2 separate regions of the Homo sapiens genome follow, and region 2 is linked to region 1. The links are chromatin loops, found by intact Hi-C in ENCODE. Cell type or tissue: gastrocnemius medialis. All regions are shown on one strand. Each heading gives the region's core, and the rest is flanking DNA. Links, peaks and the distances in the headings are about the cores only. Region 1 overlaps SOBP (sine oculis binding protein homolog). Region 2 overlaps SOBP (sine oculis binding protein homolog).

Evidence for each region. A loop is a pair of places that touch in the nucleus more often than their neighbours do. Peaks named below come from ENCODE experiments on the same cell type or tissue, not always from the same donor. Only the 100,000 strongest peaks of a DNase experiment are listed, where the experiment ranks them.
Region 2: a loop joins it to region 1, with 7 times the contacts of the local background. A loop is called at or near these places in 1 of 110 quality-filtered maps.

The regions. Positions count from the first base shown.
Region 1 is chr6:107,527,385-107,540,111 of GRCh38, reverse strand. It overlaps SOBP (sine oculis binding protein homolog), which reads right to left. Exons shown (of 7, transcript NM_018013.4): 4 at 6,502-6,653. Among named protein-coding and RNA genes, the nearest start is that of SOBP, 44 kb to the right of the region's middle. In gastrocnemius medialis, for the core only: no CTCF peak of the experiment used is centred there; a DNase peak (open chromatin) is centred at 7,291.
Region 2 is chr6:107,576,031-107,588,757 of GRCh38, reverse strand. SOBP (sine oculis binding protein homolog) reads right to left here. Exons shown (of 7, transcript NM_018013.4): 5 at 1,583-1,678. Among named protein-coding and RNA genes, the nearest start is that of SOBP, 92 kb to the right of the region's middle. RefSeq lists an enhancer at 2,215-3,107. In gastrocnemius medialis, for the core only: no CTCF peak of the experiment used is centred there; no DNase peak of the experiment used is centred there.

The DNA.
Region 1 (12,727 bases), core at 5,454-9,453:
CTGCCCTTTTATGCCTGCACTTATTCAGATACTTAACATTTTTAACAAAGCACTGAATCAACAGAGTATAACTACTATTCCAGGAAAAAGAATAATCATTATCTCTTGGTTTCTCAGGACAGTTCACCAAGCACTCTCAGAACCTTCTCCCTCCTCTGTTTTTTATTAATAAAGTCTCACAACACCTTCCTTTTTAAGTCAGGCACAAAGAGTAACTTTGTGCTGAATGCAGCTTATGATCAGAGAATCACATCAAAATGACCTGTAAGATAATTCTTTAAACGCTCATTCTTCAGATAAAGCTGAACACTGTTAGTGGCAAGGTGAGAGAGTTGGAAATGTAAGTGACTGGATCAATAAGGAGAATGTTCGTCCCAAATAAATAGATCCCTTCCTGATCATTTGTTTCACTGAACTGCCCACTGCCCAAACAGACAGTCGGACTATGAACTCCAAACACGCACATTCATCACTCTGCAGAAGCAGTCACCAGAACACAATGTGGCTGATGCAATCTGACACTGTGGTTAATGTTAAAAGGGAGCGTGCCTTTTAGATGGATTGGATAATTACCGGCAGTTCCGATGAGAAAAAACTTGATTTAAGTGAACAGCATTAGCCTTCACCAGAAGGATGGCCAGAGATGTACTATGTCTGAAAATTAACATTCCAGCATATATGTCAATAGCACTGTGTATTGATCCCCAGGTGACCGGATTCTGATTTATGAAAAACTCCCTCTCTTCCTTCCGCTCACTGAAAAATGTTGAACACAGACTGGGGCTTGAAGCTATTTCGAGTTTTCATCAACTCTTCACATTTAATTTAAAATATCTAATGTTATTCAGAAACTGATGTCCATTCTGGCTAATGGGTTAGAATTATTGCTGTTTCCTTCACAGTCTCACAACATGTGGCTCATTAAAAACTAGAAGTGGTTGCTGTTCCTTTCAGTACAAACCTACTTGCCCCATGCTGTGTTCCAGGTATCCCTTAGACCAGAGTTTCTCAAGTGGTTTTCAAGTGTTTTGGTGAACATGAGGTCACATACCTCTCCCCAAGCTTCTGATGGCTTTCTAGAGTACTATGTCCCACCCTGTCTGCAGAACCTCTGCCTTGGAACACTTTCTAGCTCTCCTCAAGAGCCTGTGTGTCACTTTAAACGGACCTACACTTTACTTCACTAGCCAGAACCTTCCTGCTCTAACCCTACTCCCAAATGTGTTTCCAAGGACTGACGTTTACCCCTCCTCTGTGATTGCTTTTTCCAGCCTCTCATTTGCAGCAGCTCATCAATATTCCATTCTGTATTTCAAAATACAAGACAATAAGAAACACTTGGGTTTGTTGTTCTTTTCCCCAGAGCTTTCTGAGAACACCCGTTTGCTATGACCAAAAGGGAGCTCAGCCACTGGCCTGCAGACTAAAACCCTGGGAGGAGAAGCCACTATACACATGAGGCAGTGAATAGGCTTATAGTACAGTACTAAGGAACACTGCAAAACCAAGCAATCATCCTGCAGGCCAGGGTGCAGCTGGACAGATTCAGGAGGCTCACTGGTGGCTGTTAAAACCAAGGGGAATCCACAGGAAGAACCCTGGGGCTCCCCAGGTGCATTTACTGGTGGGCCAAAGATATTTGCCAGCAACTGGCAAAAGCAAGTATGTGGCCTGAGCTTCAGGTGGTCAGGGGACATTAATTGCAAGTAATTTCTTAATGTCCTTCTCCAAGCCTTCATGAATGATAGCCATTTTGCAAATTAAATCTTGCAGGTATTTAAAGGAAAAAGAGTAGACAGGTTAATCACTAGATTAACAGGGCAATTGTTACACATTTCTTCTGTACTACTTGGTTCTATAATTAAGTCTGAAACTGAGAAATCTTTCCCAGGATATATTCAACTTTAATAAAAAGACAAATAGACTATGTCTAAATAAAATATAACTCCAAATAACATGATGATACATGCTAATTAGAGATGGGTTCTTCCAAAAGAAATGTCTTCTAAGAAGAGATCGCTGTATAACCAAGAATATAGTCTGAAAGTAAAAGAAATGCCAATAACAGAATATTCTCCTCCTTGAATTATTTATGTTATTATTATAATGATTGTTAGGAAATCTTAATGGCATCATTTGCAAATGTTGTTTCTGTCTATATCATCTTTTTCTTTTTAATGCATCCTTATCCTCATCTCTGAGCCACATTGGTTTCTTCCCACTGTGATCTGCTGGGGAACCACAATATCATGATATTGAAGAAGTATTTCGATCTTTTTTTTTTTTTTTTTTGAGATAGGGTCTTGCTCTGTTGCCCAGGAAGGAGTACAATGGCACAGTCATGGCTCACTGCAGCCCCAGCCTCCTGGGCTAAGCAATCCTCCCACCTCAGCCTCCTGAGTAACTGGGACTACAGGTGAGCACCATCACAGCCAGCTAATTTTTGTATGTTTTGTAGAGACAGGGTCTCGCGCTATTGCTCAGGTTGGTCTTCAACTCCTGGGCTCAAGCAATCCTCCTACCTCCACCTCCCAAAGTGCTGGGATTACAGGCATGAGCCATGGCGCCCGGCCTTTCAAATTATTAAAAAACTAGAACAAGGAAGCAAAACTTTGGTGCTCTTAGGAATTTGTGTTTACTTGTAAATTATCAACATTCCGAATCCATAAAGAACACTAAAAACTTGAGATCCGAACAAGAAAAGTAAATAATCATCCTTTACATTGCCTGCAGTAGCCATTTGTCTTGACTTTTAATTTCCTTCTTGATTTTTGGATATTAGTTTGGACAATAAGATATTTCCCATGTAAAAGGAAAGAGATCAAACACAGGCCATTTGGAAGTGACTAACATTTGTGGTCTTGTTTGTTACTCCTTTTTAGAGGGATAATGGTTACAAGACATTACTCCCTTAGGAAAGAGTATTTTTACGTGTGCATTACTATGCAAAGTAAAACTGGTGTTAGCAAGTTGGACTAAATGTTTTCACAAGAGTGCAAAATCACTAAGGAGTCTCTGCAACTTTCCAATTCCTAGATGAATTACAAGGACAGAAATGCTCTCAAGTCCAAAAATGGGCTGGGAAAAGAGTGAGCTATTAGTTCCCTGAAAAGTCTCCAATACATGAAATAATGAGATTGACATCCCATTGTCCATACAATGCCCACAGACTACATAAGTATTTTTCTTACCCGCTGTTTCAAAAACTTTTAAGCCAGCAAATAAGCCTTCGGGGATAAGGACCCTACAAAATATATTATGAATTAACACTATCCACTTCCTAGAGCCAACATTCTGAAATGTGTAAACTAGTAGTTAGAGTCCTTAAGTGAATACAGCTGTGATTCATGGTCCTCTCCTGGCAGTGTTGAGTAGAAGTATTTTGAAGAAAGCCTAATATTCGTAGCAATCCAGACAACTCTTCAAATAAAAATTTAAATTCAGTTAAAAATATAACCTATATACTATATAGGTTAACCTGGCTTCAATCCATCCCACCTTATTGCATAGTGACAGTCTGTGAGAGATGTATGTGACACTTTCAACCCGCCCCATTAAACAAACACAGAAACCCAAAAAGAAATGAAGGATTGAGAGGCAAAAGAAATTTCAAGAGCCCATTTTCAGTGGGCCATCATTTTGAGAGTTGGGTTATTTTTGTCCTTGTTTTCAGCAGCAAATCAATTCCTGACTCTACACCCAAGCGTGTGTGAAGAGAAATGCACAGAGACCACAAGCACAGCTGTCCAATTTACATTCACAAATGCAGGTGTTGCTCAGACACAAAACAGAGGTCAGCTGAATACTGCTCCTAATTAGCTACCTTTTCTACTAGGATTTTTCTTTGTAAAGTTATGCATGCAATTTGGGTTCAACTTAGAGACCATTTTTAGATCCCACCATGCTATCCAGCAAGAAGCGGGCTGTCATAAAGCATAATTTACAGCACAGTTAATTTTATGTTTTTTTAAGTCTACACTATACCTAAGGCAAAATTCTGTTCTGCACACACACACATTATTCACTCTGTTTTCTATCCACTTCTCAAAACTTAAAAAAGGTAGAATTTAGCCAGAAAAAAAATCTGTTATGTAGGAATGGGAAGAATTTTGCCCTTTTTCTAAGATTAAGAAAGTCCACAATTTAATTAACAAGGACTAAGGACTTTGTTAAATGATACAAGAGGAGAAGTAGCTATTTGCTATTGTCTTCAGTACGGAACACCCAGGGGCTTATTACAAGCAGTTCTTAGAAATGGCAGGATGGAGACTGGTATCTAATACAATCCATTAGGAAACCCAAGCCCTAAATGAAATGACCACAAAATCCTATCAGTTAACAGAAATGCAGCAGCTGTACATGTTTATTGTAAGACAATATAATATTGTAACAGAGATAACACTCTTTAAAATTAAAAAAAAAGAAGCCAACAAATGATAGACTAGTTTATTTCTCTATTTGGAAAAAAAAAAAACACACACACACACACACACACACAAGAAGGCATAGCACATCAGAGCTTTGGGATATATAAGGAAGGATGAAGACTGCAGAGAAGGGAGGAATTGTTTGTACACTAACAGACAACTGGGATCAGCTGGCAAAGTCACTGGCTAAACACCAAACTGCTGCAACTTCCAGGTTTAGCAAGATGTTCAAAGACATATCCCAATAACGCCTGGTAGAAAGTGAAATGTGATGGTCCTCCTCCCACTGCTGACTTTACCTGCTGTAAGTATTTCAAATGCTAATTCCTATCCTCGCTCCCAGTTATCCATTTTTCAAAAATGTACCCTATGAAAGTTTAAATTCAGTTTGACCTTAAACTTTATAATGATGTAAACAATATAGATATAGATATGGTATTCTGGAGTGTTTTTCCAAATGGAATCAGGTGTCTTTCTTCAAAGGCTCACTATAAAATACAGTTTGCAAAATATAACATGTATCACCAGGATTGTGACAAATCCATCTTGCTTGATTTTAGTCCCTACAGGCAGCCCATCAAGATTCAGACCCATAACCCTTCAGAATTATAGAAAGACAAAAAGCCCTGTTCTATAGCCATCTTCTGGATTGGAATGCAAAGTATTTTGTTGTGGTAAGTAGGGCTTTGAAGAAGAAAGCACTGGGCCCACTCCTGGGTTTGTTACTCCAGTGCTCGGCATTCAAAACGGGAGCCCCGGGGTCTCAGAGATCATTTTAATCCCCCTATATTAAAACAAAACGTGTCTCCCGTGCATCATTCTTCCCACCCTCCTCCCCAGATTCACTGGCTCCTCCCAGGGGAAAGTGAACTTGACTGCTGACAGTCCCAAAAGAATTCCAAACAATTTCCTTACTTGCCTCTCTGTTTCAGTGAAGATTATGAGCCTAACTCTTAGAGACTGCTACTAAAATTCCACCCTGCTGAATTCTGCAGCCTAATTCTTTTGGCATTATGTTTTTTGGCAGAATGAATGTGACCCAAATTTTCAGGAGATAATTTGCTGCAACAGTGCCTGCAATGCAGTGAGCCCATAATTAGCATTTCAGGATTGCAAATATCACACTTTTGGAAAAATAATAATTGTTTGCTTCAAGAAGAACAGATTTGGATCTTGTATTATAGAAATGGAAACAACAAAATGTGGACAATTTTAGTAAAGATTTTATGAATTAAGGAAGCTTTACATATCAATGGAAAATAATTGAGGACTAGCAAGTTACCGCAGTAGTTGGTGGCAAAGGCTACAGCAGTTCTTTAAGGATTCAGAAAATAGTTGTGTGCATGTGCGTGTGATTGTAAAAACATCATGCATTCCATTTCCCATCCATGGTGGCTAACACTATTCAAAAAGGACATTTTCAGACCTGGGATGTCTTCAAAACAAAACCAAAAAAAATTCTAACGATGGCTGTTCCTGTGTTTACCCACCACGCTCCTCACAAATGCTTGGCTGTGTGAGCAATGTTGTTTCACGTATTCATGATTTCATCTTTTCTCAATATCAATCAGCTTTAACATAAGATGTCAAGAGAGACTTGACATTTTTCTTGACAAGAACTCGTGGGCCAGATTTTGAAAAGAGCAATAGCAGTATTTCCACTGGGTACAAGAATTAAACTAAGTGGGCTAAAACTTTCTGGCCATGCTTTTGTGGCTAATTACTTGGCTTTTTAAAGAAATATCTACCACTTATCTTTCATGTACTCAGAGTGCAGTCTGCACTCTACTGCTGGAAAGACACTGGCCATGAGGATACCAGCTGTGATCACAGTGTCCTCATCAGATTCATTCACCCTCTCAGAACACAAACACTAAGCCAAGAGAAACACATTAGAAGGGGATTCCTTATTCCAAAAGGTTAAGCATGACACAAAAGGGGAATCAACAAAACAGAGAGAATAAAAATATAAAAGTAAAAGGTGCGCAGTGTTTTCCGCTAGAAGCTATGAGGCACATGCGCGTGTGGGCTGGTGAGGCCTGTGGGGGGCCGCCTCTCTCTCCGGTGCTCTTACCTTATTTCTCTTGAAGTAGGCTCGTCGGCAGGCCGCAAAGCACTTCTCGCTGCAGAAGCTTTTCACCTCACTTCCCATACTCAGGGAATAGCGCTTGATTCCCACTTTCTGGCACCAGGCACACATTATTTGTACATTTGACACATCATCTTCTATAATAAAAGTATAAGAAAAATGTTCATATCAGAAGCAAACATCCCTTCAAATTTAGACACACCCTGAACCTGACAGAGCTACCTGGGCCTGATTTTAGTTTCTGGACCTTGGAGAAGAAGTGCTTTTTCTTTCTCTCTCTCTCTCTCTTTCTCTCTCTCTTTTTTTTTTTTTTTTTTTTTTTTTGGCTCCTAAGTTTCCAAAAGACATTTACTTAAAAACCAGAGCATGACTGCAGAGCCACAAGGGCTCCTAGGGCTTCTTAGCCTGGTTTAAAAAAAAAAAAAAAAAAGCTTCATCTGCCTAGTTAAACCAGCCCCAGCACTAACGAAGCTTGTAAAATAACCCATTTCTTCAAAGGTCCTGTGAAAGCCTGCAGGATCTGCACTGGGTGGGACAATTTGTAGGGTGCTAACTTACAAATGGAACACCCTCATGTGAACCTTGACCAGACGCCAGGCTCAACCATGGCCTGTTCCCTATTACTGTTAAATGATATGTGCTATTGTTTATTCTTGCAATGTAATAATTCCCAAGCAACACGTTTAGTCAAAAAGGAAAGATGTGCGTGGCCAGATTCTGGCAACGGAAAGGGACAAGCCTGGCTCGCTGAACAGACTCTGACAATGCAGCCTTCCGGCACTGGTGTCCTAAGGGAGATGCAGGCCTGATTGAAATTCTCCTCCATGTGATGTGGTTCCTGGGCCCTGGATGGAGGGATGGTAATGGGAATGCCAGATCATTCTCAGCCAGATTGGTGGTCCTCCCAGCCCCTCATGTCATGTCATGGGGTTGCTCAGAATGAATTTAGGTGGTTTGCAAATATTTCCATTATTTAAATTGTATTTCTTTTCCTTTGTATGAGAAGAAAACAAATTTAACTAGCATAATGAGCCCATGATATCACAAATACTACTGCTTAAAACAAAGGATTTTAAAGTGAGTCAATTAGTAAAATATATTCAGTAAGTCATAGTGCAGGTGGTCAGAAGTTATGACAAACATTATGATGGTGATATTCAGGTCTGGGAAAAACTGGCCTCTGAGGGGTGGGTGGGGGTGAATAAAAGGAAACTTTAAGTAGACACCTAAGTAATATTTCCTTGTTGCCTCTTAACGGCTTTTGCTACATCTTGAGTTTTCTCTGTCCTCCCAATTGATAGTGACTGTGTGTGTGTGTGTGTGGTGTGTGTGTGTGTGTGTGTGTGTGTGTGTGAGAGAGAGAGAGACTGATTGCCACATCTCTTCTTCCTTTATGGAATTTTTTTTTTATTAACCCACATTCATGCTCCAGACATGAATGGTAATCATAAAATCCCCAACAAGCACTCGTATAGTGTTGTCTGATTTCTGGATAAAATCCCCCAAAGACTAATTGCTAAGCAAGGCCTGGTCCACGAGTTGTTGACATATTCAGGGTTCATAGAGTTTGTCATGCAATCATTTCATTTCCAGGGAAAAGATTTGGTTTGAGGCAGTGTGGTCATCAGCCTGCAAAATTAGAAGCAAACTAATTTGTAGTGCAGAGATATGGCTTTTTTCCCCCTGAGTATCACCACTCAGAACTATATGCAGCATTTTATTTACCTCAATGGAATAAATATTGCCATTTTAATGACCTTTTAGTATTTCACAAATTACATATTGTGATCTATTGTTATCAAGTGAGATAGTATAAAAAATGACCTTTGATGTCAGTCCAACATTTTTGATAACTTTCTTTAAATGGTATAATATGAAATCAAATGTCAAACAATTACTGTATTTAATAATTTGTTCTATTCAAAGCAAGCTTTTTGATATTTCAGGAATATCCTTAACAAAAAAAATTTAAAAATAAATAAATAAAAGCAAGCTTTTATTTATATTTTACATGATCTCTAATATGGCATCTCTCTACATATGAACATTTTACATGGTATGAAAAATTAGCAAAGCTTTATAATTTACCTTGGTGTATGGAGCAGTTTTCTTAGATTAGAAATAGCATATATTTTAAAATATTCACCTATCTTTACTAAACTAGATAGCAACTAATAGTTTCTATTTTTCCCAATTGATAAGATACTTTAAAATCTTAAATTCCTGAAAAAGAAGATACAGCAGAATTCTCATAAATTATCCACTGGCAGTAAGCTTGATTCTGGTGAAATCTGTAAGGAAAAAAATTTATGCGGGAAATCACCTGGCCTCACAGTTTAATGAGGAGACCCCACTTCCCAAGGAGCCATTTTAGAACATGCATTAGGTCCCCCTCATTATTTCTTCCTTTAAATAATCTGATTTGGGAAACAAAGCATAAAACTGTTTAAGTCCTAGATCTTCAGCTATAATGGACCAACACTGAGATGAGAAAGAATAGAGTGCAAAGCTATTCACAAGGCCAGGCGCTTAGCTTGCAGCTTGGACCTGGCCTGAAGGAATGATGCTTGAGGCCAAAGGGCAGCTCCGGGGTCTTTCTCAAGCTTCAATCCATCATCACCAGACAGACCCACTTGTCATTTTTTAAAGGGAGGCAAGAATACTTTCTTACAAAGGACCTAACAAATAAACGAACAAAAAGGTAGAATTTTAAAACAGATTATTTCTTATAAATCATTCTTACTACAAAGCAACAATATGACATGAGACCAAATACATTGTGCACTTTTATATCTGGCTGCTGGAAAAACTTCTAGAATGATGGTTAGCATCTGCCTTGTTAAATAAGTCAACGCTCCCCGCAGTTTTTCATACAACTCCATTTCATAAAGGTATATGCTTTGGGAAAAGCCCATCAGATTTCTCCTTTTCTAGTATTAAACTGTTATCAGCAGCTAATGATCCAAAGAACAGTCTGATAATTGGGTTATTCAAAAAATTTAAAAAACATTTTCCGGTATTTCAGGCATTCTAGATTTATAAAAGTCTTTTATATTAGTAACAGATTTTAGAAACTAATAAAGAACTGTGATTATCTAAATTAATATTGTCAGCCAAACTATAGTTCAAAATTCTGTCATCAGACATGAGATGGTGTCCCCATCTTATGACTGCACCCCTAGAAAAGTGAACACTTCTTAAGTGGTTAAAGTCAAAAGGATCAGTCCACTTCAACCCTGCATCTCTTTCTACCTGAAACACGGAAATGAAATGCATGCTTTACAATAAACATGGAAATGAAATGCATGCTTTACAATGGCAAAATAGAAGGTTTCAGCACTTTAACTTTTCTAACTTGATCTGCTTTAAATTTTTTTTTCTACTTAAAAAAATATTTCTTCAAGCTAGGGAAAACCTAATTACCTGTCTTACATTTTGGCTAACGGTCTGTGCCATTAGAGACTTGAGATTACCTCAGAGAAGATTCACATAACAGATTTTTACATGACATTACCTTACAGCCATCAGCCTGTGCATTTTTATAATAAACAATACAACAAATGTAAAATGTTTACAGCATTAAATCACATTCCCAAAGAGAACGGTTTGTATAACATAATTTTCATATGATAATATCATATAAATATGTATCAGTCAAAATAAGCATATTTCAATTAATCATGAAAAATTTGTACCGAATTTAATTAAGCAGAATGTTTAAGGCATTTTCTTTCCAATCTAATGTTCCAAGAGCTATAGAACATTTTTCTACTTTACATCCCAGAAGTTCAGATTACTCCAAGATGAAATCAAAATTGTATTTATTATAGTGCAGAGAAGTATGAGATCAAGCATTTCTGGAATGCCCTGCTGAAGTTGTTTGAGAAATTGCCTTATCTGGTGACTTTTAAAAATAAGGATGGCCATTGGTCAGTGATCTTCTTGGGGCATTTAAATTGGCTATAAACATGTATACTAACTTACCTGACCAGTGCCCAAAGAAAATCAGTAGGGCATTAATGGACTCCAGGCAATTAAACTGTAGATTTACCACCCCTTTGTAACTTTCATGGGAGTCCAAGACTGAGGGGAAATTCCGAAAGTATTTGCTGGGACATCTATCTCCTCCAACAGTTCCTAGAATGCACACATCCAGATAATCAATGAAAGACCTGGATTATATTTGAGACAAGTTACAAGGCAGTCTGAGGAGACTCCTGTGTGTTCCCCATGCCATGAAATGACATGAAATGGCCCATGGCCGGGCTGCACTGTGTCAATCTACTTGTTGCAGCAGCTATATTTAAAAACAGAATAAAGTCAAGGCCTGGAAAGCAGGCAAGAAACTGAAGTTTGCTTTCTTTATAACTTCTGCAAAAAAGAAATTCCTTTTTGAAATAATTCAATTCCAAACACTTTAAAGCAATCTAACTTAAAGTTTCTACAGAGTCCACCAGGAGTTTCTGTACAATTCCCTGTGTTCTAGGAGTGAACATACAAGGAGACCCAGAGAAAACTGGGACCACTAAACCACAAAGAACATAATGATAGCAGTACTTCGCAGGTGCCCGCACAATGCACGGCTCATTTCAATGTTATTTAATCTTTTTCACAACCACCACCAACCAGGCAGTTACTAACATTAATCTCCATTGTGCAAATGGGGAAAGTGAGTTTATATGTTAAGTAATTTGCTCCTAATCACACAATAAGTACATATCAGAGCCTTACTGAGGACCAGGCCATCTGATTCCAGAGCCCAAGCTCTTGACCACTACACCTTAGAGACCACAGCTTTTCTAAGCAGTAAGATTATAAACCATCCTCACAGACCTCTCTCCACAAAAAGGACTAAAAGCTGTCACACATTTTGCAACTTACACAGCACATTGCTCAGTGACACAACAATAGACAAAGAAAATGAAATCAAAAAGGTCAAAATGTCTTTGAGGAGACAGCTGAAGTGTTAATCAATATTTGTTGATTGATTTTCAAAAAACAAGTTAAAGGCCCACGGTGCAAGCCTTTACTTCTTTATGACTATGAGACATGGATTTGCTGCAAACATTCTGTATAACTCGCACCAGCAAGTGCTACTTAAACATTAAATGATAAGACAGGCCCAATAATATGTGGATCTCAAGCAGTTATTCTACCCACAGGCAAGCAATACTCTTGTCAGCCTTCTCTTTTCTAAGGAGCAGGGCTCACAGCAGAACATGGATAAGACTGGCTTTCCATGTGGTTGAAATGGGAGACCCCCCTACCTCTGTAATTTCAAGGGTGCCAATAAGAATATCCTAGCTTCAAAAAATTATCCTTCAGCTGCTCACTAAGATTAAATTCTACCACTAGAAGGTCATTTCTTTGGCTAAATGTTTCTTATGAACCATTAAAACACCAATTCCCTGAAAGCAAGGAGGCTCAATATATACTTGTAAGTAATGATTTATGCTTTGAAATGAATGATTCTTTCTGAAGAATATGTTTTTACAAGGAATGGGAAGAAGGGCTGAGGATAGGGTTCCAATGAGAAAGGTAGAGAGGCAAAGATGGGAGAGTTGGGACATATTACTTAGCTAATCTCTAGCCTTGGAAAGAGCTAGGGCAACCTGAGGGCAGCCAAAGGAAGGCAGTGTGGACAGGGTGATGACACTGTAGGACATGTCAAATGTTCAGAGTGCCTTTTAAGTATGAATATGAAACACAGCAGACAATGGCATATAACTAAGGATTGCCAGAAAAGAAAAGCAACAGGCAGATCCACTTAGGACAATCTCAAGGGGGTGACTTTTTATAAGCAAATGAGGTAGTAGATGTACATTGCTTTGCAAATCTAAGTTGCTACTATTTGAAAGACAGTGTGGTGAAGCACAGAGATGGAGACAGAGGACCTTGGTGAAAGTACTAATATTGCCCCTTCTAGTTGTGTGTGACAAGAGTAAGTCGATCAAGGACTGGTCATGCCCACCCTAACTATGGCTTCGGTGAGGATCAAATACGATTAAATATGCACATTCTATATGTAAATGAGCCTTCCTTAGAACGAGTGGCAATTAGAACCACAAGAAAAGGGTAGGTGTCAGCTGTATGCAATCTGGAGAGGCCCAGTGACCAGGCACCAGTCTCTCCAATCACATCCCCTCCTGTGGATGACATCTGTAAAACCACTATCCTTGAATACAAAGAACAACTCAGTAACTGGTTAAAT
Region 2 (12,727 bases), core at 3,668-7,667, 50 kb before region 1:
TAAAAACGATGTTCACATATATGTTTTGCTTCCTCCAGTATAAACTGACCACAACCAGGACTCAAGCATGTTCATTTTTCCAACAAATAGACAAAAATTAAATATGGCATGTTACTTTTGCAAATTTCTCTAAAAAGAAGTAAGCTACCCCAAAGCATTCTGATACCAAAACACAGCATAAGGGCCTCTGTGGTCTTCTGCTGAATAATCATAGTTACAGAGACACATTAAAACCGAAATGAACAAAAAGAGTTTCCTCAGAATAGGTAATGCTAGCAGTCCTGGAAGTTTAAGAGTCCTAAGATAAAACATAAGTTAAGTTAAAATTTCAGAAAAAAATTACATTTATAAGCAGCAAATTTGCCTGTGGATCTGTTGGTCAAGGGACTACACACACAGAATAAGTAGTGTAATTGTAACTGTGCAGACTGTGGAGGGGGAAAAGGAGGTTCTTGCTGTCAACATGTAGCTACTGCGGCTAGAATGGGTAAGAACTGAATTTTTGTCTCTTCTGCTCTTTGGACACTTTGTTTTTAATGAACAGTTGGTATCAGAGCTAAATCCAAAGACTGTTACATGTGGGATTTCCTAATGCAGAGACCTGGCAGAGCTGGTCGGCCAAAAAACTAAACAGAAATTAGACTACCTCAAAATGTAACAACTGAGCATCCTCATTCTCTTTCAGTGTTTTCACTTAGTTGGAGCAAATGTTTTGCTTTAATGCAATTGAAAAGAAAAGAACATTTAGGGACAACATAGCTAGATCCCTCATAAAGCTTCATTTTCAAAAGGAGTGTTTGAATCTCTAAATAAATGACAATTCATTCTCTGTTTACTTTAGGTAAACAGAAAATGCATTGCAGAGCACTCATTTTCAAAAGCTAATCAAGAACATTAGGTCCCAACAGATTCATTTAATAGAAATATAATAGGCATTCCTGCTTGCTTTTCATCTTGTCTGGCTGTAAATGCTAAAATGAACAGCAAATTAACCCTGCATTGGAACAGAGTCTCAATGTCACAGCTGATATCCTCCCTCTCACGACTTGTAAACATCCCCGCACCCTGTCACTGCTTTGACTCCTTCTGCATAGGAGAGACGATTAAGTTTGGCAAGAGAGTGGAGGAATACTTGAATTCTAAAGGGAGTACTGCGTGTCAACTCTGCTATCTTCCCTAGCAGAACAAAATATTACCATGTTGTCTCCTAAAATAGTGTACAATGAGGACGTAGGAGGAGGGGTGAGGGTGAGGTTCTTTTTTCCCAAGCTACATATATCAACTGTCTTTCTCTATATTTTTAACTTTACTAGCCATTCTCCAAGTGGCTGCTTATAAACTACTAAACACAACAAGCTAATAAAGACAGGGCCATTCAAGCTCTATAATCAGATATAAAAGATTTGCAAACAATTTGAGATCTTAAAATTAATATTCAGTGATATCAGAATTAGCATTTAGAACTCTATACAGAAAACTATAATATTTCATCAATTATGTAATCATGAACAAACCCTTTCAAAAACTGTTTTCACTGTGCTAAAGTAACATTCTAGACTTGTTGTAAGTATGTTATTCTTACAAGTAGTTCGCAGTTATTCTTGAAGGCAAGCCTTGGAGTTTCCTTAGCATAGTGCTGCTGGGGAAAATTTTCAGCATGTCCATCTTCATCTCTAGCCTGAAGGGAAATATAATGGCCTATTTAGGGACTTACAAATAATGGAAGAAAAAAAGCTAAAAAGCATAACAGCTCAGATCATTCAACAAACGGGAATCCAGAAATAACAACAATATTAAGAAGTTTGTTTAAATACGCAGTACGCCTTTTAGGTATCAAAATTTGGGATTTATTTTTCTTTACATTGTTTAGTTTGAACATGCAAATTCATTGTGGTGTAATATTTAAAACAATATCAAGCAAACCAAAATCAAATAATTTTGTTGGCAATTACCACCACCTTAGTTTTTCAGTGCGCATTGTTCATTGCACATTTAGGATTATATGACATACATACGTGTTTAAACTTTTTGGCATGCTTAAGCAATCTCTAGATAATGCACTTTTAAAAAATTCTAATAGCAAGGCCATAAGAAAAGCAATCTGCATAATTATATTTTGCATTGTAATACTATTAGAGATAAACTGATTCCCCTCCATTTTTAAATAAAGATCTAAAAGGAGCGATGATCTGGTAAGAACCATGATTCTTCAATCAAATGCAGTAAAAAAAAAAAAAAAGATTTAATTTAAAAGCTGCATTAAAAGTTACTGGTTATTTTGATCTACGCTGTTAATTAAGAAAGCTGAAGTTTAAATGGAGACATTAACAGAACCCATTAGCAATACCGCTTGCATACAGTCTTCTTTCTAATCTCCACTGGTTTCTGGTTTGGAGTGGGAGAGAAGGGAGAGGTAGGTGAAAGGGGGCGTGTCTGCAGCACACTCATTAAACCATTCATTTGCGTGACACTTGCACTCCGCTCTGCTCTCATCTCATCTTAGCCCTAACTGCTCTCTCTTTCCTGGCCTCCTGAAATTCACAGCTGAGCTGTCTCCCTCACATATGGCTTGCATATAATTATGCATATTCCATTTTACACTGCATTAAAATGATGAGCTCCTGGCTCCCTGCCAGCTGATTTTTAAAAGCCCTAGTGAAGTAGGAAAAAGGAGAGAAACACAGGGAGAGCCGCACAGGAAGCAGCAGGTAGTTCTGTCTGCTGTCTCTTTAGATAAAATGTATGTCTGGCACCAAGGGAACAGCTGAGAACTACCTGTTGTTATGTATGGATTGAGGGGGGAGAAAACAATGAGCATACACTGTGGCAGAGATGACAATGCTTATGTATTGTTCCTCCTTTAATGGAGCAAAATCTGCCCTGATGAGTGTCACTCAGAGCTCCCTGGCTATACTGGGGCTTGTCATTTTAGAAAGAGATCCATATTTTGTACATTTTAGAATGTATTGCTTGTGTTTAAGAAAGCTTCTGCTACCTAGTCCAGGGAGGGAACTAGATGGAACTTGGAAGTGCAATGTCATGGTCAGTAATATTTAGGTTACAAGAAGTTTGTGGGGAAAAGAGATTGCTCTCTTTTGGTTCACTTTTGAGATTTATAACATCCCTCATGCTTGGTGCCTTTTTATTGTACCTTTTTTTCCTACTAAATCAGACTAAAATAAAAATGCAGTTATAGGATTGGCTATATGCGACAGAGAAAAAAGTTTAATTGTTGTTCATGTCCAGTGGCTACAAGGCACTGAGACCAATGATGTTTCTTCTTACTGCATCGGAACAACTTTGCAGCTACGCCATGGTTTAAATTAATATAGCTCAAATGGGTCACATTTTAAATCCCAACTGGCAAAGGCAGCAGTGGCATAGATAAATGAAAGGCAGTTGTAAGAAAGTAGGAAGATGCCATTGGGCAGTGACAATATTAGATTCTTCATAACAAAATGTTAAGCCACTCTATGAGGTACAGGTCTCTTAAAGGCAGGGACCACATCAATTTCATCTTTCTTGTTCTGCCATGCCCAGTGCCTTACTTTTAGTTGATATTTAACAAACATTTAAGTGATGATGGAAAAAACCCATACGTGGATAGTAAGTAGACCCTACCATAAACAACTCTGTAGAAAATGCCACCTCAAAATATGCTAAACTTGGTAGTAGCTTTATTATATTCCTGATGCACTATGATATATATGCTTGGAAACACACTTTGCATATAATTTTCAAGGGCTACTATTTACATATGTATGTCTATATTCAATATATATGTATCTTGTATATAAATATTCATAAGGTGGAATGTGTTTATTATGCATATACTATGTATACACATTCATACACACCAGATGCCTAAGGATATTTTCAACATTAGTGGCAAAAATACATTCATTCCACTTACATGTAAGGTGCACACAATGTTTTTTTTGTGTTTAAAGGACAAAAAAAAAATCCCATTATCTAATATTTGAATATGCTTCCTCAAAGGGGCTACAGACTTCATATAAAGCTGCATAATTTATGAGGTTAAATAAAGTAGCAGTGGAAGAGAAAGGAGAGGGGGATTGAAGAGATTCGGAAGTGGAGACAGAAAGCTAGAAACTTGCTTTTTTATTGAACCATTATGTTCACCTCTGCATCAAACTTCCATGGCTCTGGGAATGGCCTGTCCTCTAACACCCACCCTGACTCCAGAGTCCAAGAAATTCTATCCTTCAGCCATTTGCTGTGTTTCCACTACATGCCACAGAAATGAAAAGCATGCAAAGTACAAGAAGTTCTTGAACCATCACCTTCACGTGTATTTGTGTGCACAAATAACTCACACACACTTCTCACCACTGTAATCCCCTTTGCATTGTGAAATTTTTAATGTGTAATTTTAAATTACTATGACAGGAATAAGTGTAATTCAGTGCATTCATCTAACACAGGAATTCGCTACCCCAGCTGCATATTAGAATCATCTGGGGTGTTTTTTTTTTTTTTTTTTAACATATTGGTGTCTGACCCCCTCCCTTTCTAAGATTGTGCTTTAACTGGGGCCTGGACACAGGTGGTTTTTAGAAAGCTCTCAGGTGATTGTAATGTACCAAAGAAGGGCGAGAACTGCCGATCTAAGGAGAGTGCCTACAGCTATCAAGGGGAGGCCCTTGGCATAGCTGCCAGAATGTTCTCTAACCAGGTCCCAGGCCCACTGGAGTGAACCATTGTGCTATGAGAGGGGGATATACAGGTTGAGCAACCCAGATTCAAAAATCTGAAATCCCACATGCCCCAAAATACAAAACTTTTTGAATCCCAACATGATGCTCAAAGTAAATGTTCATTGGAGCATTTCATGTTTTGAATTTTCAGATTTAGCATGCTCGACCAGTAAGTATATACAACGCAAATATTCCAAAATCCCAAACACTTCTGGTCCCAAGCATTTTGGATAAGGAACACTCAACCTCTAGGATGTAGTCCCTATGGTAGACCTTACCCTAAATATTCAAAAAGCCTGGGCAACACAGGGAGACCCCATCTCTACCAAAACAAAACAAAACAAAAACTAGCCAGGTGTGGTGGCATGCACCTGTAGTCCTAGCTACTTGGGAGGCTGAGGCAGGAGGATTGCTTGAGCCCAGCACTTCGAGGTTATGTTGAGCTATGATCGCGCCACCACACTCCAGCATGGGCAACAGAGCAAGACTCTGTCTCAAAAAAAGAAAAAAGATTTAAGAGATTACAGAACTAGTTGCTTGTGGGCAAAAATTATCATTATTTGTTTGTTTGTTTCTTAGTTTCTGGTATGACCAATAATCTTGGAAGAACTACCATACCACTTCCTTAAAAAGGCCTTCCCAAACCTCTCTATCCAAGGCAAATATCTCCTCTGTGGTCCTTCTTAGACTCAACATGGTTGCAACCTTGGAATTACTGGTGTGATTTTTGTCTCCCCTAGTAGCCTACAAGCTTCCTAAGGGCAAGGACAGAGTCTGATCTCCCACCACTGTATCTTCAGCCCAGCCACTGCCTGATGCCCAGTAAGTGATCTGTAAGAATGAGTTGGATCATTCACAGAACTGGTGGCAATGTTAGACAACATCCATAGGACCTTCCTTACCCTAGAGAATCAGTTCATAATGTTTTACAACCTCTTATATATTAAAGTCAGAGGTTTATTCTACATCTGCCCCCACTTGGGTGGGGTGCCAGACAATGGCTTAACAAGGAGGGTGGACATAGGACACCAACGACCCCTTCAGGGAGGAATATGTGAACACTAAAATTGTTCAGAATCACTGGCTCATGGTAACAACATAAAGCAGACCAACTTTTAGCTGGTTTTATTATTGTTCTTAAATCCTCTGCAGACAATGCATTCTCTAATTGCCTCTTGAGAGTGGACCACCCCACTGTCGGCTCTAGATATCCACTGGGGCCAGAAGAATTGTGTTCACGTCTGACTTTTTTCCAGAGTGACAAGTTCTGAAAGAAGGCACATCAAGGCACTTCATGATGAACTAACTCTCTCCTTGTGTGTTATTTTCAACAGTTTTATTCTGACTAGTGTGCTAGATATTTATGCCAACTACAGGGAAAAGCAAATGGGAGACTATTTTTTTGCATTTTACTACAAATGTGATTGTCAGAACAAAGGTGCATTTTTGACCTATTATTCTAAGGAAATTTCTTTTTTTTTTTTTTGCCATAACAGAAACAAAAATCCTTCAGTTAAACTGCAAGCGGATTTCCCTGTTTTGCTGACAGTTGTGTAACCATTTTCATGTTGTGCCTAACATTTAGATAAATATTAGATGATATGAGAAATTTACAGTAATTGCCTCTCTACTTCAAAAACCTCTGGTTTAAACAAACTTTGTATTCACCTCTCTTTCCCTCTGAATCAGCACTAATTCACTTCTCTTATTTTGATTCTTACAATACAGCAAACTTTAGTTCTTCAAATTCACTGCTTCCTCTGAGCCAAAGTCTTGGTGCCATGTGCATGTTGGAGCAAGCTAGGCATTCTTCCTCCTCTGAAGAATGCCTTTAGAAAAGGTGGAACATTCTAGAAATAGCTCCACTTGCCTACCCCAGAGAAGTGTGATGTTTCTGACTCCATGAAAAGGTTAACAATATTGCCATTTAAGTCAAAAGATAATTAGGCTTCAGAGTTAATACCTCCCTGTGATGAATGGGAGTTTACACTTCTGTGTCATTGTGATCTCAGGATTTCTTTTGAAAACAAGCAAAGATTCTGCCTGGAATCAGGGCCGGGGAGAGCACAACAGAGTTTCCAAGCTTAGCCCTCCTATGCTGCAGCAGAGGCAGCACATGTCAGCTCACACATGTGGCATTTTTACCGGACTTAAGAACACCAAAAACAGCTCAACTCAAAGTTGTGAGAATAAGTGTATAGTTGAAGAATTGGAGAGGAGAAAAAAGGGGCCATTGATTTTATATTTTATAACTAATTGTTGGAACCAGAAATAATAGAGTTTATTTTCGAATTCAAGGTAAAAGCATGGGGACACTGCTCTGAAAACGCATGGAATTTCATTTTCTGAAATCTCGTTTCTGGTTTAGCCTTCCTTTCTCAAATGCATCCACACGTTCTCTTGAGGAAGCTCAGGAATAAACAGCAGCTATCACACACTGCCTTTCAGTATGCTGTGAATGTCTTTGTGAACTTGAACTAAAGGTCAGCACTGATTCTTTGTCCTGCAGTGGACAGACACCTGGGATCTCTGTTCAGCCACTCCTGCCTCTGGTGGGAACAACATAGGGAGGTCTTCAGAGTAGCTCCCTGCCTCCCCTGGAGTTACTGCACTGTTGAGCTCATCTCAGTGGCCCAACTCCTCGGGTCTGAATTCTTAGTGCCCTTCAACTGGGTCTCCTGTCCTTCACTCCCATTCTTTCTGGTGGAGCTAGATTCCATCTCTCCTTCTGCTGGCAGATCCTTATGTGACCTTTAAGCCTTCGTTCAGACTGCAGCTCCTTTAGGAAGCCATCAGTGACTCTTCCTCCTGGTCCTTGCCTAAGCTCTGCACCCTCTGTCCCTGTATTTCCATTCCACACCAATTTATTGCATTGCATTATGACCATGTGTGTGTCTGCCTCTCCCACTAATCAAACAGGTCCTTGAGTGTGGAAACTGCGTTCTGACCAGCTTCAAATGTCCAGATCCTGGACTAGTGCCTGGCATATTATAAGGGTTCCATAAATGACCGAGTGAGCGAATGAATAAATGAATGGGTTTCTATCCTTTAACGCTATCGCTGGATATTCAGCCTTACACTCCAGTCCCTACCAGTTGAGTGTTCTGCCTCTGAACCTCAGGAGTCTTCTCCATACCCGAGTCTCAGCACGGCTCTCCTGGAGCTATCTGATCACACCTGCCTCACACCTAGACCTTCACCAACTATTCGATGCACTTCTGCCCAACACCTGCTCCTCCTACTTGGTTAGATACCATGGTCTTGGCCTCACAGAAGATCTTGCACTCAATTTGGACTTTGGCCAATCATCTTTTTGCCCCACGTTTCTCTCCTCCACGTCCCTGTTGAATTGATCCTCTGGTCTTTGCCCAACAAATTCTCATCCTCAAAAGTCCATTCCTTGATTAGATTAAGCAACTGTGCACCTTGTTCCCTGTTTCTGATATCTCACCTTCTCCTAGAGTCCCAGGTCTGTCTGAGACTCCTTGGTTACCATCCATGTCTTATTTCCTCTACCAGACTGAAACTCCTTGACGGCAGAGACCATGCATTATGTATGAAGTCCCTTATATAACAAACAATCCTGTAAATATATGTCGAATGGATTCATTAGCTCTCATTCTTCCTTAAGCCAAGGCCTGGAATGTTCTGTTTTTCTCTACTCTGAACTGCCTACCTCTATGAATGGATAACCCTTAAATACGAGTTATTTCTATGCAAATATTCAAGTCACTGAACAGATTGTAGAGAGTTGCATGGTTCTCAAACAAAATTATGTGTGCATGCAGCTTGGGTGGAGGGCTTTCTCCTGGACAGAGGGCTCCCACCTGGCATCAGATTCTCTGCTCTGGAGATATGCCAGTAACCCAGAAACATCCATCTCTGGACCCAGGCATCTGCTCCATTCACATTACTACTAATGTCTGCCTAAGGATCCCTTGCCCTCCCTTTCACCTGCTTGTCGAAGACTGTCTATGGGGATTTCTGCAGTGGTGCTGTTTTACTTTGTTCTTTTAACCAAATGTATTTAAATTCCCATTTAGTATGTAGGCTGTAGGAAAAGCTGTTTGCCCAGAGAAGGCCCTCCTAATTCTCCATCCTCCTTAACTGGCTAACTGACAGGCTTTCTCCATAGCTCTTCAGGCTCCTCTGACAGCTCACACACCTCTGATGGATGAGATGGACTTATTTGCTGCAGCTATTTTTTCACTCCATGCAAACCTTTATATATATCATAAATTTTTAACATCCAATTTGGAGTCTTCAAAGAGTAATGGTAACAAATATGCAACATGAAGATAATGGGAATCGAATCATGTTTATGGCCTCCATGAGAATCTCCTTAAATGATGTCAGGTCAGGGCCCCTCAGAGCCGCACGCATGTGAGGCTATGGGGCTGATCTCGTGCCTGATTAATGGCTGCCTTTACTCAGGGGCCCTAATGGATTGCGTGACAGTTATGGCAACAGATTCCACATCAGCCTGAAATACAGCTTCCACATGAACTAAAATATATCATGTTCATCCCAGCACATTAAAACTGTGTCTGGAATAATCAGAGCAGTTGCTTAAGCGGTTCTGAAAATGCCTGTTTTTACTTTTTATTTTTAAATCTATTTTTCCTTTATTGGACAGGTGACCCTTTTGCATTTATCTTGCAGGGCTCTTTCTCAGGTCACCTGAGTGTCTTTGTTTGGTAAGAATTGTTATTTCACAGGTAAGGCCCAGCAGCTAGGAGCATGCAGCCCCCTTCTTTTTCATTCTCTGCTAAGGCCACACCACCTCACACCCCAGGCAGCTTCTGATTATTCCGGAAGCTTAATCGACACTGGATTATCCAGGCTCCTTTCCCTTCCCCCACTTTCTTCCTCCGCCCACTGCCTGCCTTTTGGCTTTTCACTAGTCATTTGCATCTATTACCCAGGGACACAGTGAGGGGAAACAAAAGGAAGGGAAACACAAATGATTCCACTTTGCTGCTGGTTGGCACCCACAAAATCCTTAATTAATAGACCTAATCTAGGCATTTCAGGTACTCCTTTTATTCCTTTTCTCTGAAATCACTAGGCAGAAGGGGGTTGGGCTCATATGATTATATGCAGATCTCATGATGGACCTGAGAAATCAGAGAAAATGTGAAACAGGCAAGGGCTGTACTCCAGGACCCTATCTGTAAGGCTAGAAAAGGATCCAGATGTTACAGAGGAGATTCACTATCTACAGGATGCCTCCCCCAGAAATAACCCGGCCTCAAATGGGATTAAAAAACACAGTACTAACCAGATTAAGATGCTGTTCTGGTTATTATCCGGGATTAATAATAATGGCTAACATTTCTACAGCTTTTCTTGCACGTACCAGACACCATCCTAAGTGCTTTATATGTATCAACTCATTTAATGCACACACTCATACATATATCAAGGAAAGAAATGACTTATGAAGTAGGTACTATCATTATCTCCATTTTATATATGAAGAAGCTGGGGCACAGAGACATTATGGAGTTTACACAAACTCACACAGTTAACAAGTGGTAGAACCAGGATTCAAACCCAGGCAGTCTGGCTCCAGAATCCCCATGCCACACACTGATGATCTCCCACCTATGTGCTGGTGGCAAAGGTAAATTGTGTACAATAACTTGAAAATACTGGTGTCATTACATTTTAAAAACATGTTATTAAGGGAAATTTTCAAATTTTCTTTGGTTTTAGCACTCCAAGATTGAATATACCAAGAAAATTAGGAAAAGAGAGTGTTTAATGACAAATATAACAGAATGGGGGGAAGGGAGGGAGGGTGCGGGGTGGGGGAAGAGGCAGTCTGCAAAGAGCCCAAGAAAAGGGTTCCCTGCAGCTTCAGAAGCAGCGTCAGTAGGTCTCTGATACAGCCTGTGAAAGATGGTACTCCAACATCTTCAACACTTAAACGAACTTCTTCTTTTTTTTTTTTTTTTTTTTTTGAGACAGAGTCTTGCTCTGTAGCCCAGGCTGGAGCGCAGTGGCGCCATCTCGGCTCACTGCAAGCTTCGCCTCCCCGGTTCACGCCATTCTCCTGCCTCAGCCTCCCGAGTAGCTGGGACTATAGGCATCTGCCACCATGCCTGGCTAATTTTTTTCTGTTTTTAGTAGAGATGGAGTTTCACCGTGTTAGCCAGGATGGTCTTGATCTCCTGACTTCGTGATCCACCTGCCTCGGCCTCCCAAAGTGCTGGGATTACAGGCATGAGCAACCACGCCCGGCAAAACCAACTTCTTTAATCTAATTCTTACTAAATAAACTTCAGATCATCGAGTATGACACCTAGGCCTCTCAATACCAGAAAAGACACATCCTACCAAACTCACTCAGTTCTGCAGGTCCTTTAGCAATCTCCTTTGTGGACTTCTAAAAACATCATCAATATTATGATACAATTTTTTATTAATCCTGTAGGTGATGCTGTACAGACTACAAGGGGCATTCATGCTATCTTGTCTCCTGTATTCCTGGCATTCGGTATATAAATGCAGATTGTGACTTTGGTCAACATGAGTCAGTTCATCAAGGCAGTGGATATCCCTGGACCAATCAGTGAAACTGAGTCCCTGGATGTGCCTTGTTGAGAAACCTGCCCACCTTGTGGTGATTGTTTTGGGGGATGAGGGGGTGGAGCACCAAAAGCCAGTTGGCCAGCCTCTGCTCTGTCCACAACACCCTCCACTCCTAGGAATAATAGAGACAGAAGTACAATAATGTAGCTCTGAGCAGGTCGATGGCTAATTAGCTCAAGTTGGTGGGAGCACAAAGCAAGAGCTTAGGTCACTGCCCTGAGTGAGTTAGCTTGATCTATGTCACTGTCACAGAACACACCCTTCGTCATGACCTGCCATGTCACACATGTACAGGTCTTGGCAAAGGGGAGACAGACACCAGAAAACATGCGAAAGGATGCAGATGAATCAGTGCACATCTCTCACTGCTTCTGGAAGAAATAACTCACAGGGCATATGCTGGTGAGGGTAGTCATGGATAGCTATGAGTCACAAATTGAAACAAATGGTGTCCGTGAATTAGTTACTAATCCTGAGGTCAAGAACTATAAATTCTCAACTAACAGCAATACTTATCAAAGACATGATGTCACAATTGTTATTTGTGACAAGAGCTCAGCACTCAGATGAATTTAACTTTCTTTTCTTCCACCAGCAACCACAGAAATGCTATAATCAGGGTATGGGTATAACCAGGGTTGCCTACATCTGTTCTGGCCCGTCCATATGCTAAGCCTCAGTTTACCTCATCCCCCAGGTGCCCACCAACCAGCAAAGCAGGGCTGCAGATGCTTCAAAGCCATTCCCAGCCATCACCCTGCACTCTTGCCACTGATTCCCTGCAGCTTTGGCTTGAGCCCACTTCCATACCATTCCCAGCTCACCACCCTCACTCTGACTGTGGTCCTGCCCTGGCCCTTTGATCTGTGTACTCGGCCTGGCTGGAGCTGACTATCCTTCATGGGTATGGCCTTGGTCCTGCCACTCAGGTCTTTATTCTGGACAGACATAGGAAAGTATCCCACCCTGGTCACTGCTCTGGCCTGGGACAGTGTTACAGTCAGCATTGCATAATGTTGTCCAAAATATAATTTGTCTTAAAGATAAGATTTCTTTAGGAAGAAATATGAGTATTATATATGTAAAGATCTAAAATCAGCCTGAACATGAAGGAGAAAGCCTAGGACGAGGACAGAATCCTGACTTTTACTGTGCGCTAGCCACATAAATGATATGCAGCAATACTGCAACTTCTGCCAGTGGATGTAGGCAAAGGAGGAAGATGAGGCGACACATCCCTGGGTCTTTCAGACTGTGAAGTTCAAACATGATTTTGGGCAGGATGGTCCTCCTGACAGCTCCAATTATGATCCACATGCCACTTGACCTGTTAACGGAGGTGCTATCAGACTTAAGGAAGAAAAATATCTGAATTACACTGCCTCCAAAGCCAGGACCAATGAGCCTCTCTG